2 separate regions of the Mus musculus genome follow, and region 1 is linked to region 2. A link is a loop called in an ENCODE intact Hi-C map of the cell type or tissue named here. Cell type or tissue: left cerebral cortex. All regions are shown on one strand. Each heading gives the region's core, and the rest is flanking DNA. Links, peaks and the distances in the headings are about the cores only.

What was found. Hi-C counts contacts between places; a loop is a spot of excess contacts. Peaks named below come from ENCODE experiments on the same cell type or tissue, not always from the same donor. Only the 100,000 strongest peaks of a DNase experiment are listed, where the experiment ranks them.
Region 1: it touches region 2 in a loop (12-fold over the local background); 10 of 42 quality-filtered maps call a loop at or near these places.

What each region holds. Positions count from the first base shown.
Region 1 is chr19:13,815,957-13,821,344 of GRCm38, reverse strand. No RefSeq gene overlaps it. Among named protein-coding and RNA genes, the nearest start is that of Olfr1499, 3.1 kb to the right of the region's middle. In left cerebral cortex, for the core only: a CTCF peak has its summit at 2,290 (motif pointing right); DNase peaks (open chromatin) are centred at 1,500 and 2,319.
Region 2 is chr19:12,515,038-12,520,425 of GRCm38, reverse strand. No RefSeq gene overlaps it. Among named protein-coding and RNA genes, the nearest start is that of Dtx4, 16 kb to the right of the region's middle. In left cerebral cortex, for the core only: a CTCF peak has its summit at 2,430; DNase peaks (open chromatin) are centred at 2,054 and 2,387; H3K4me3 peaks cover 650 bases; H3K27ac peaks cover 427 bases.

The sequences.
Region 1 (5,388 bases), core at 204-5,203, 1.3 Mb before region 2:
TTTTTTAGATCCTGGACAGTCTTGTTCAATTCCTTCACCTGTTTGATTGTGTTCTTCTGTATTTCTTTATATGTGTTTCCTCTTTAAGTTCTTCTATTTGTTTACTTGTGTTCTTCCGAATTTCTTTAAGGGAGTTATGTATGTCCTTCTTCAAGTCTTCTATCATCTTCATGAAATGTGAGTTTAGATCTGAATCTTGTTTTTAGGGTGTGTTTCGGTATGCAGGACTTGCTGTGGTGAGAGAATTGGGTTCTGATGTTGCCAAGTCAAATTGGTTTCTGTTGCTTATGTACTTCTGCTTTTTCTCTTGCCATCTGGCTATCTCTGGTGTTATCTGGCCTCCCTGTCTCTGACTGGAGCTTGTCCTTCCTGTGACCCTGGGGAGTCGAGCTGGGGGTTCCCACTGACGTCTGTGCTGTGTGGAATCGGGTCTGTGCTCCTAGGTGGCACAGGTGGGAGTCAGAAGGTGCCAGGGTCTCAGGCTGGGAAGGAATCTGTTTCCCTAGGTCGAAGTGGTCCCAGGATGGCAGATTTCTGGGTGGGCTTTATGATCTCACCTGTGAATCTGGACATGTCTAAATACCTGTGGGTTTGAGCTGCAATTGAGGTGTGTGCTGTGAGAAATCCGGTTCAGCACGGGGTCTCTGCTCCAAGTCTGCACAGGTGGGAGCTGGAAGGTGCCCTGGTACCCATCCTGGTATCAGGCTGGGCAGGGTATCTGCTTCCCCAGTAATCGTCTTAGTGAAGCTGGATGTGTCTGAATACCAGGGGGTGAGGGTTTTGAACGGCAACTGGCTATTCCAAGTATTTTTAAAGGGAAGCTAATGTAAATTGTAATTGCTCTTCCTTAAACTCCAAACAGAATTTATAGCATAATATTTAGTTTTAATAACAAGAACCATAATTAAATTATATACCAAAATGCTACAACTATCCCAATCTTTCAAAAAGAAGGGGAAGGTAAAAGATACTATCTAATTACTTCTGCAATCATCCCTCCTTACCCAGTGGAAGTGAACGTAATAGCCTAATTACCATGTGTTCTCCCTCCTATTTTCCTCTACTCAGTCCCAAATTCACACTGTACTTTGTATACTTCTAACAAATGGACAAACTCTCACTATTGAGTCATTTCAATGCTTAGATTCAGAAAATGACAGCAAGTATTGTCAAAAAATCCATTGACAGGTGTAATTATCCATGTTCACTGTCAGGAGTTACAATATTTATTTGGCTACCTCTGTTCTTTGACACCCAGGGTAAATTGACTGGTTCAAAGTTTCTGGGTTTCAGAGACAATGAAAAGACAGGAAATGTAACAGAGAAAGGTGACTACAGACACCCTGGAAATGTATCCTCTTTAAGCCAAGGAGCAAACAGGTTACTCAGAGAACCACATAAAATATGTTTAGACTATTCCACACTCAGTCTCTCCAAGTTCAGTAGTCACATCTCCTCAGCAAATGTGCAGCAGATGAGGCTCAGAAGTGTGATTTTACAGCAAGACTGAGGATGAATTCTGTGCAGAGACATGAAAAATCCTCAGCTCCAAGCTCCAGAAACAACACCACACTTCAATAACAACTTGAGCAGAACATAAGTCACAGCAAAAAGTTCATTTCCTGAACATGCTGCTATTGAGCTATATGATGAAGAGTGCTTAGGGGGTTCCCTGTAATCCCAAAAGGTTTGTTTTTATCTTCTAAGCTGAGTAGAGAGGATGAGACAGTAGTGATTTCCAAGGTGCATTCTCTCTCCAGGGATTGGTTTTCCCCAACAGCCCCAAAGACTCTCTCTGGAGCTGATCTGTAACCACATGAACTCTTTCTACTTTGTTACTCTCACACAGCCAACTCCCAAAGCATTTTTCATACCATCCATTTGATTTGTTTGAAAACATAAAAATCCATAACTTACACTGAGCTATGTCAGTGATCTTAGATGCTCTGTATAAAGTGCTTTAACAACATTTATTCATTCTGAATTCAAAATCCATAAATCAACCAGATTATTCTACCAAGTAATTATCGCATAACTATTGGCCTTGAAATCCTGGAGAGATACTGGCTCTAAAATAAGGGGTACACAAACCAGAAAAGGTGAGCTGGGTGAAAATTTTGCCTTGACCATTGGAAACAGTCACGTCGTGGAACATTTTTCATCCTAGAAGTCTAATAGGTAAGATAAGTCACCTTTTTTTGAAACCTTTGTTTTCATGCAAATGAGATTGGTATTACACTACAGAATTTGGATACAAGATTGCCTTGTAAGTTGTTGTATGCTGTATTTATCCACTAGGGGGAACCAACCCCATGCGTTTGAGCTCTGATTTTTGGACTAAGTAGATTTGTGAGGCTGCAGATCATTTCACTGACTAACCATGGATAACTTATTTAACTATCCAGAATCCGAGTCTTCTCCAAAACAAACGATTCTTTCACAGAGTCATATATGTAAGATAATGCAGAATGTACCACACCATACTTGGTCCAGAAAAAGTGTTTGCCAAAATATCACCTGTGTTTGGAAAAGCAATATTGTCTGAATGAGCTCAATTTGAGTCTGAGAACCAAGGTAAAATCTAATCAGTTTTGCTTTTTAGGTGTTCTATGTCTAGAAAAATAATTAAGTATCCAAAGCTCAGTTTTTCATATCTAAAATAAGACTGGCTGATGCTACCTCATAATGTTGTTGTCCAGTTGAACGTGCTTGAAGCAAAGTAAAAGCACAATACATATGTGGAAGTTTTGAGACACTAACTCCAGAAGGGAGGGATTTAGCACTGTTGAGCTTTATTGTCATCAATGATACTCATCCTTTGAAAGAAGAAGAAGAAAGAGTTTGAGATAAGGTTATAACATAAAGTACAAGATTTGGGACCACTCTTCTCTGTAGCATTATTCTTGGCTAAGACATTTCTTTTTTCCTAGGGATATCCCAGAGACCTCATTGTCTTCTCTGCTCTGTGTTATAATAAAAGCATACTGACAAGTAAAATTTTCATCCCATTGTGTTCTAGGCTTTCTTTAAATGTTCATTAATCTTGTGTGTGTGTGTGTGTGTGTGTGTGTGTGTGTGAGAGAGAGAGAGAGAGAGAGAGAGAGAGAGAGAGAGAGAGAGAGAGTTGTCTTAGTGTGGCTGTATTTCCACTCAGTATACTGATGCTTAGTCTCTGCTCAGGTGCTTGGAACAGTAAATCTATCACAATGATTTACAAACCAGTCATGAGACAGAAAATGTACTTACAAAGCTTAAGAATGATATGGAGAGAGAAATATTGAAAATTAACCAAGTTCTTTCATTGTTTGAAAATGAAAACCTTTTATTTAAGCACAGGGAAAGTTTTCCTTACTGTGAATATAAACATATGGGAAAATATAGTGATACAAAAATTTCATATTGTTATAACAAATAAAATTCTGGCTTTAAAAGATTGTCTAAATGACCTAATTTTGATAGCCATGGATTTGATTATAAATTCAAGGACTTTGCTTTAGCAAATTCCAATCTGAAGTGGCTGATAATGTCCTGTCAGGATACTTTGGCAAACAGTTCAAGAGGACCAGTAGAGGTCAATAGGATCACATGTCTTTTGCTTTGCCTCAAGTTAGTTCAGAAGACATTTTATGTCTGGACTCAATATTATGTCCATAACTGAGGTTGATGTTACCTTGCAGTTGTTAATTACCTATAAATTACTCAAAAGAGAAGGTTCTAGAACAGTAGCAATGCCTTTGAAATCTTATGTAAAGATCCAGTGAAGGTGAACTTGAAGGCTCTTTTATTAGAATCCATAGAATGATCAGCAATGAACATGTGTTGTCATATGAATCAGATCTATGCTATGTGGAAACAAGCTAATTTATTAAATACAAATATTGACTCATACAGAAAATTAAATGTAATTTTAAAGTCATCCATACAGTACAGTAAAAAAAGCACTCATACTCAATAAGTTTGAAGATTTTCTCTAGAAGTAACAGAAGTCTAGCAGATCTTCCTTTATGGCCACAATTACATGATGATCATTTTAATGTATGGCATATCTGCAAGAATAATAAAGATCAGTTACTTATAGACAAAATAACCAACTCATAGACAAAACCTAGAGTATTTTTGTAAACTAGCAAGTACTTTTACCTGAATGTGTAAAAGAATTAAAGTTGTTAAAATGGAATAGAAAGTAAGAAACAATTGGAGAAGAATATTTAACTCATTTAGTGAGTACACATTTTTATTAAATATTGAAATAAACATGTATATATATGTATAAAACATGCCTTATTTAAAGATATATTATGAGCAATATAGTAGAAATGTATGCAAAATGAGTACATTATTTTCAGAGCTACAAGTCAGTAGATACTATTTAAGTTGATGAATACAATGAAAAAAATTATAATGGTCAACATTATTTAGCTCTTTCTTTATGCTGAGCAATGATCTATTCTCCTTTCAGTATTAAATTATTTAGCATTGACAATACCCCAATGACATAGACATTTATTTTCATAAAATGGATATAAAAGTATGGCATATAAATACATATTTAAACATACATATTTAAACACAAATATTATATGTGATAATATATAATAGGTGTTGTATAAAATTGCATAGTTTAGTGTATCATATATATATTATATAATATATGTATGTAGTATATATGTATACACACACATATATGTATACACACACAAACACACACATACAGGATTACAAGGCAAGACAATGATGTCTGGATGGAGGAGAGATTTCTCTGGTATTTGAGGCCTATATTCAAAGAGAGCACTATCAGAGGAAAAGAGAGTAAGAGCTGGAACAGGACAAGGAAGAATATTGGATGATACAACATCAAAGAACAATTATCCACATGTATAAAATTTTCACAATAATAATAAAAGAATTAATAATAAAAATAAATGGATATACAAAATAATAGAGGCACAATAGGAATAGATAATATGAGCCAAGGAACAGAACTAAAGAATAGGAAGACTATGAGTTTAGTGTTTAAATTTGGGTGTTATATGCTAAAAAATATTGACCCACAGTATCTTAAATATTATGGTCTTTGAAGTGGAGTGGTAAAAACTAAAGTTGAAAAAAGTTGCTTTTAGTATTTTATGAATACTTGAAGACGGTATAATAGCGAGAAGAATATATGAATGCATGTAATAAGGAAATATTTAGCACAAAATTACAGGCCGATCAATTCCCTATTTTTTAAAGGGAAGAATAGGTTAAATTGGTTTGAGTATAAGGGCAAAAGTTAAGGTCAGTGTACGGAAGTGAAAGAGATACAGGATTCAGCATCAAGGAAAGAACAACCAGGTGGGACTTACTACTGATGAGGAAGCTCATGAGTAAATATGGGGAAGCATGTAT
Region 2 (5,388 bases), core at 130-5,129:
TCCTCAGTCAGGCTACAGCCCCTTCTGCAGTTGTTGGGGAACCCGAATGGAGATTGAGTTGCGTGGGTGCCGAAGCCTCCGCCTAGCCCATGGATCCGAATACATTTTTAAGATAATCAGGAAAAAAATGAATTTCAGATTTAGAAACCAATCCCAATCTGTACATCCCATAGTACTTAAAACTTTTGTCTGTAATTTACAAACAAAATCAACTAAAACAAAACTTTAAAAAAAAAAGCCAACCCATGGAACTTGTTGTTCATAGAGCAGGCACGTTTTTTCTTAAGTACTTTATACGTTGCAACTTAAAGTCCTGAGATGTGAGCTCCTCCACAGTATGGCTTCCTTCAGGAGGAAGGAAGCCATCTCACAACAATAAAAAAAAAATCATAAAGTACATTCGCTCACACTGAAGAAAGCTGTGTATCTACAAACAGAAAGTAGAGGAGTGGGAGAAGGCATGCGAGGGTATGGTAAGGTGATAGGAGAGAGAACTCACCATCAATTATAAGCTAAGAGAAGCCTTTCCCACAATTCTGTTTATTTTCTAAATATCAGCCAGCACGTGATGAGACGCTTCTCCTACTCTCTGTCATCTCCCAAGGAGATATTCTTGAAGCACAATTCAAATCCAGTGCAGCCACTGTGGTAATCCATCAAATCTAAGACAAAACGCAGTAAGTGATTTATCTTCAATCCCATATTTTCCCCCCAACCTAATATATATATTTTTAAATCCACCTACCTCTGCCTCCCAATTGCTGGGATTAAAGGCATGGGCTACCACTGCCAGGTAACACTGAAACAATTAATCCCCAAATAAATAACCCTAATTTTTAAAAAGATTTATTTATTTGTTTGTTTGTTTGTTTGTTTATTATATGTAAGTACACTGTAGCTGTCTTCAGACACACCAGAAGAGGGCATCAGATCTCTGTTATGGGTGGTTGTGAGCCACCATGTGGTTGCTGGGATTTGAACTTCGGACCTTTGGAAGAGCAGTCGGGTGCTCTTACCCCCTGAGCCATCTCACCAGCCCCCCAACCTAATATTTTTATTGACTCTTCGGGAATTTTACAACATGCACCCAAAAATGTACTTACTTCCTAAAAATGATGTTAACTAATTAACTAAACTCCCTAAAAATCGCCTAAGTCAAATCCTCCTTTTGCTGGTTTTTCCTCATTTGTAACTTTGCACAGAGAACTGAAGAATGCAGTCTCCCAGAGCAAATGGCACAGGACCTCCTTCTAACTTCTTCTCAGCCCTCATACCATGGGCAACTCTCCTCCTTGTGGATGTATTGCCACATTCTTTGTATTTTGTGATGTTTGTATTGATGGTTTTGCTGTGTAAGTGTCTTCCATGAATAATCCTGAAACTTTGCCTAATGTTCCTAACCAAAAAAAAAAAAAAAAAAAAAAAAAAATGACTGTGATCTACCTTATAGGGAAATATATATACATATAAATATATATATATATATATATTCAAACAAGAATGGACACTTACACATTTTCCCATACCCACCCACCACCACACTTGTACACATGATTAAAAAGAAAGTAAATCTCTCTCTCTCTCTCTCTCTCTCCCTCCAGAAATGAACATAAATGAATCTTTATAAATGAACATCTATGTGAGTCAAGATAGTAGTATTGTGTTGAAGCACACCCATTCTGAGGCTTTTCAGAGTTCTAACCCAGGACATGCATATAAGTTAGCTTATCTGGACAAAAGAACTTTGTAGATATAATAGGGGATCAAGAAATGAGATCACTATGAGCTATGTGGCTCTAAATCTAACTACAAGTACCTTCTCAATTACAGGAAAAACAAAAGATAAAATAAGGGGAGGAAGTTAATGAGAATGGAGGTAAAGATGGAGTTTCGTCCTGATCAACCTGCCATTAATTGATAATATTGAAAGTCTGACATGCATGCTGGTGCTTTGGTGCCATCTCTGGAGCAAGGAGCCAAAGGAAGGGCTGGTCATAGCTTTCTGTCCCTCTCTGCTATCCTTACTGCTGCGTTCTAGCCCTGCTTTGTCAGCATCTCCGTATTCCCCGGCTCCTGTGCAGGAATATTGTTCTAAACTTCTGATTTCCCCAGTGATCGAGTTGGGGAAAAGCATTAGAGTCAACTGATTTACGTGAAATTTGCAGTGGGGAAGGGAAAGCAATGAGAAAATTATGAATGAGAGCTCATGAAAGGTTTCAAGTTGCTGTTGTAGGATGTTGTGCTATGTGCTTCACTTCTCCACCTCAGAAGGCACCCTCCTGTTTACCATCGGCTTCCAGTGGACGTGTAGTGTATATCCTTAGTTGCCCTCTGCATAAACTCGCAAAAGCAACCCAGAATCGGAACCGGAAAGTCCTGCTGTGCTTGAACTGAACGCTTGTGGGTACATTCACGGGTTATTTCCAACACAATGTCTCCGCCTGCAGGAAAAAAGCAGCAAGTACACCCTTAAAACTAGTAAAAAAAAAATAAAGGAGCCAGGATTCTGTGGAATAACCTGTTGAAACTGTTGAAACAGAGCCCGGGGGTCCCAGAGGCCTTCTCCTCCATGTGTTCTCTTCTTGGTGTGACTTAACTGAGACTCGCCAACTAGAAAAAGGAACAGCACTTGTTAGAAAGAAAAGGAAAGAGGGTGGAAAGAGGGAGGGAGGGAGGGAGGGAGGGAGGGAGGGAGGGAGGGAGGGAGGGAGGGAGGGAGGGAGAGGGGAAGAGAGGGAAGAGGGAAGGGGAGGAAAGGAGAGGGAACAGGAGGGGAGAGGGGAGGAGGGGGAGGAGAGGGGAAGGGGTAGGAGAGGGGAGGAGAGGAGAGGGGAGAGGGGACTGGAGGGGAGAGGGGAGGAGAGGGGAGGATGGGGGAGGAGAGGGGAGGGGGAGGAGAGGGAAGGAGGGGGGAGGAGGGGGGAAGAGAGGGGAAGAGGGGGATGAGAGGAGGGAGGAGAGGGGAGGAGGAGGGAGAGGGGAGAGGGAGAGAGGGAGAGAGAGAGAGAGAGCTGTCCTTGTGGAGGAATTTTTTCCCTTATTTTCCTCAGATCTTGTCAACACAATGCATGAGATCCCCAGTATGATTCACCTCCGAATATGAGAAGCACACTCCAAGAATAACCAGAAATTCTATAAACTAGAGATATGCTGGGACCTCCTAACCATAGTAAAATCAAATCTTGCATATTCCACCTAGAAGAGAGATGTATAGACTCCACTGGGAAGAAGGAGATATGCCCTCTGATTGCGTTCTTTGAGTCTGGAGGCAGCACAGATCTCAGGGGCTGTACTGTCTCACCCATCTGCAGGTTCACACACAGACTGTCAGCTGTGTCACATTAGAAAAGGGATTGCACATCACGTTAGCCAAAATGCCCAACAACAGAGATCACCTCCAGTAGTCAGACAGGATCCCCAGTGGAGGGATGGGAACACCAACCCACCTACAAAACGTTTGACCCAAAGAAATACAGGGTCAAAGTCGGAGCAGAGACTGAAGGATGGCCAACCAGTGACTGGCCCATTTTGAGACCCAACCCACTGGCAAGCAACAACCTTTGATACTATTATGGATGCTATGTTGTGCTCACAGACCGGATCCTAGCATAGCAGCCCCCTGAGAGGCTCTACCCAGCAGCTGAGACAGATGTAGATACCCACAGACAAACATTAAACAGAGGTCAGGGATCCCTGTGGAAGAGTTAGGGGAAGGATTGAAGGCCCTCAAGGAGATGGCAACCTTGCAGGAAGACCAACAGTGTCAACTAACCTGGACTACTGGAAGCTCCCAGAGACTGATGCACCAACCAAAGGGCAAACATGGGCTGGTCCAAGGCCTCACGATACATATGTAGCAGAGGACTGCCATGTCTGGCCTCAGTGGGGGAGGATGTGCCTAACTCTGCAGAGATTTGGTGCACCAAAGAAGGGGGATGAAGAGGGCTGCCCTCTCAGAGATGAAGGGGAGGGGTATAAACTCTGTGAGGGGGGACCAAGATGGTAGGCAGTATTTGGGATGTGGATAGATAGATAGATATTTTCTTTAAAAAAAAAAAAAAAAAGGAGAGGATCTTCAGAAGAGCCATTGGTTGAGACAGGATACTGCTTTTGTCATGCATCCTGGCTGCTCTGTAGATACTAAAACTATCAGATTCAATACAAGCACAATGAACTGGAAAAAATCACAGCACAGATTTCTGGGATTTTGAACCAAGGCTCATTTTTTTTCCTGTGGGGAGAACCAACTCTCCTGTAAACAGCACCTATGGGTATTTAGCCTTATTCTGAATGACCTAACCGTGAGAACTCAGGTGACTATGCATCCAGAGCTTTCCATTTTGTGTCCGGATTTACAAATCATAATATCAGGAATGGACAAATCACACTCTCTGAGAAGATATACAATGAACACTTAGCCTTGAACATGAGCAACAAAGGGACTCTAAGTGAATTGCATAAGGAATATGGGAGAAGATGCCCAGGGACACACACCCTAATACCTAGAACTGTATGCTAGGCTCCATAGAAGAGAGGATATAAAGTGGCAAGTGAAATTAACAACATGAGTTAGTGGACTTTAAGATAGATAGTCTGGGATAGCTGGGTGGACACTGTAGAAGCACAGTGGAGCTTCCAGGAGAAAGTCTAACACCGAATATCTTGATTTGAAGGCAGGGAGGTCCACATCAGATTTCTGACACATCCCTGGGAAGCAAGGGATATAGATAGGGATGGCTTGCTAGAATACATTCCTGGCCTTTCTTCTTGTTCCTCAGTGTAGGACTCATCAGGCTGCCAGGTCCTGACCCCCTGTGAAGGGAAACACTTCTGCCAGGAGACACAGAGAGGTGTCTGTCACTTCACAAACTTAGCATCTGAGGAGCAGCGGGTAATGATACCAGCTCATAAGGAAGATGTAATTGAGCTTCTATGGCACAGGTAGGGAGAGAAGGAGGGAGGGAGGGAAAGAAAGAGATAGACAGACAGGGAGGGATGAGGAGAGGGAGGGAGGGAGGGAGGGAGGGAGGGAGGGAGGGAGGGAGGGAGGGAGGGAGGGAGGGAGGGAGGGAGGGAAGGCAAAAGAGGGGCAGACAGGGAGGAAGAAAGAGATGAGACAGCCAATCAAGTGATGTATATGGGTCTCTTGGGGACCTCCTTTGCACAAATTTGATAGTGAATTGGCCATGTCAACTCAAGCCTGAGAAAAGCATAACAGACAGGGTTTCAGATAGTCACAAAAGGAAAATTAAGATCACAAGACCATGGAAGATGCCAGTCCTGATTGCATTGCTAGATAAAGGTGTGGGGAGTGGACCGAATAGTGACAAAAATAGAACTGAGATAAACGTAATCCTATCACTGGGTACAGAAAAGCGTTTGGTAAAA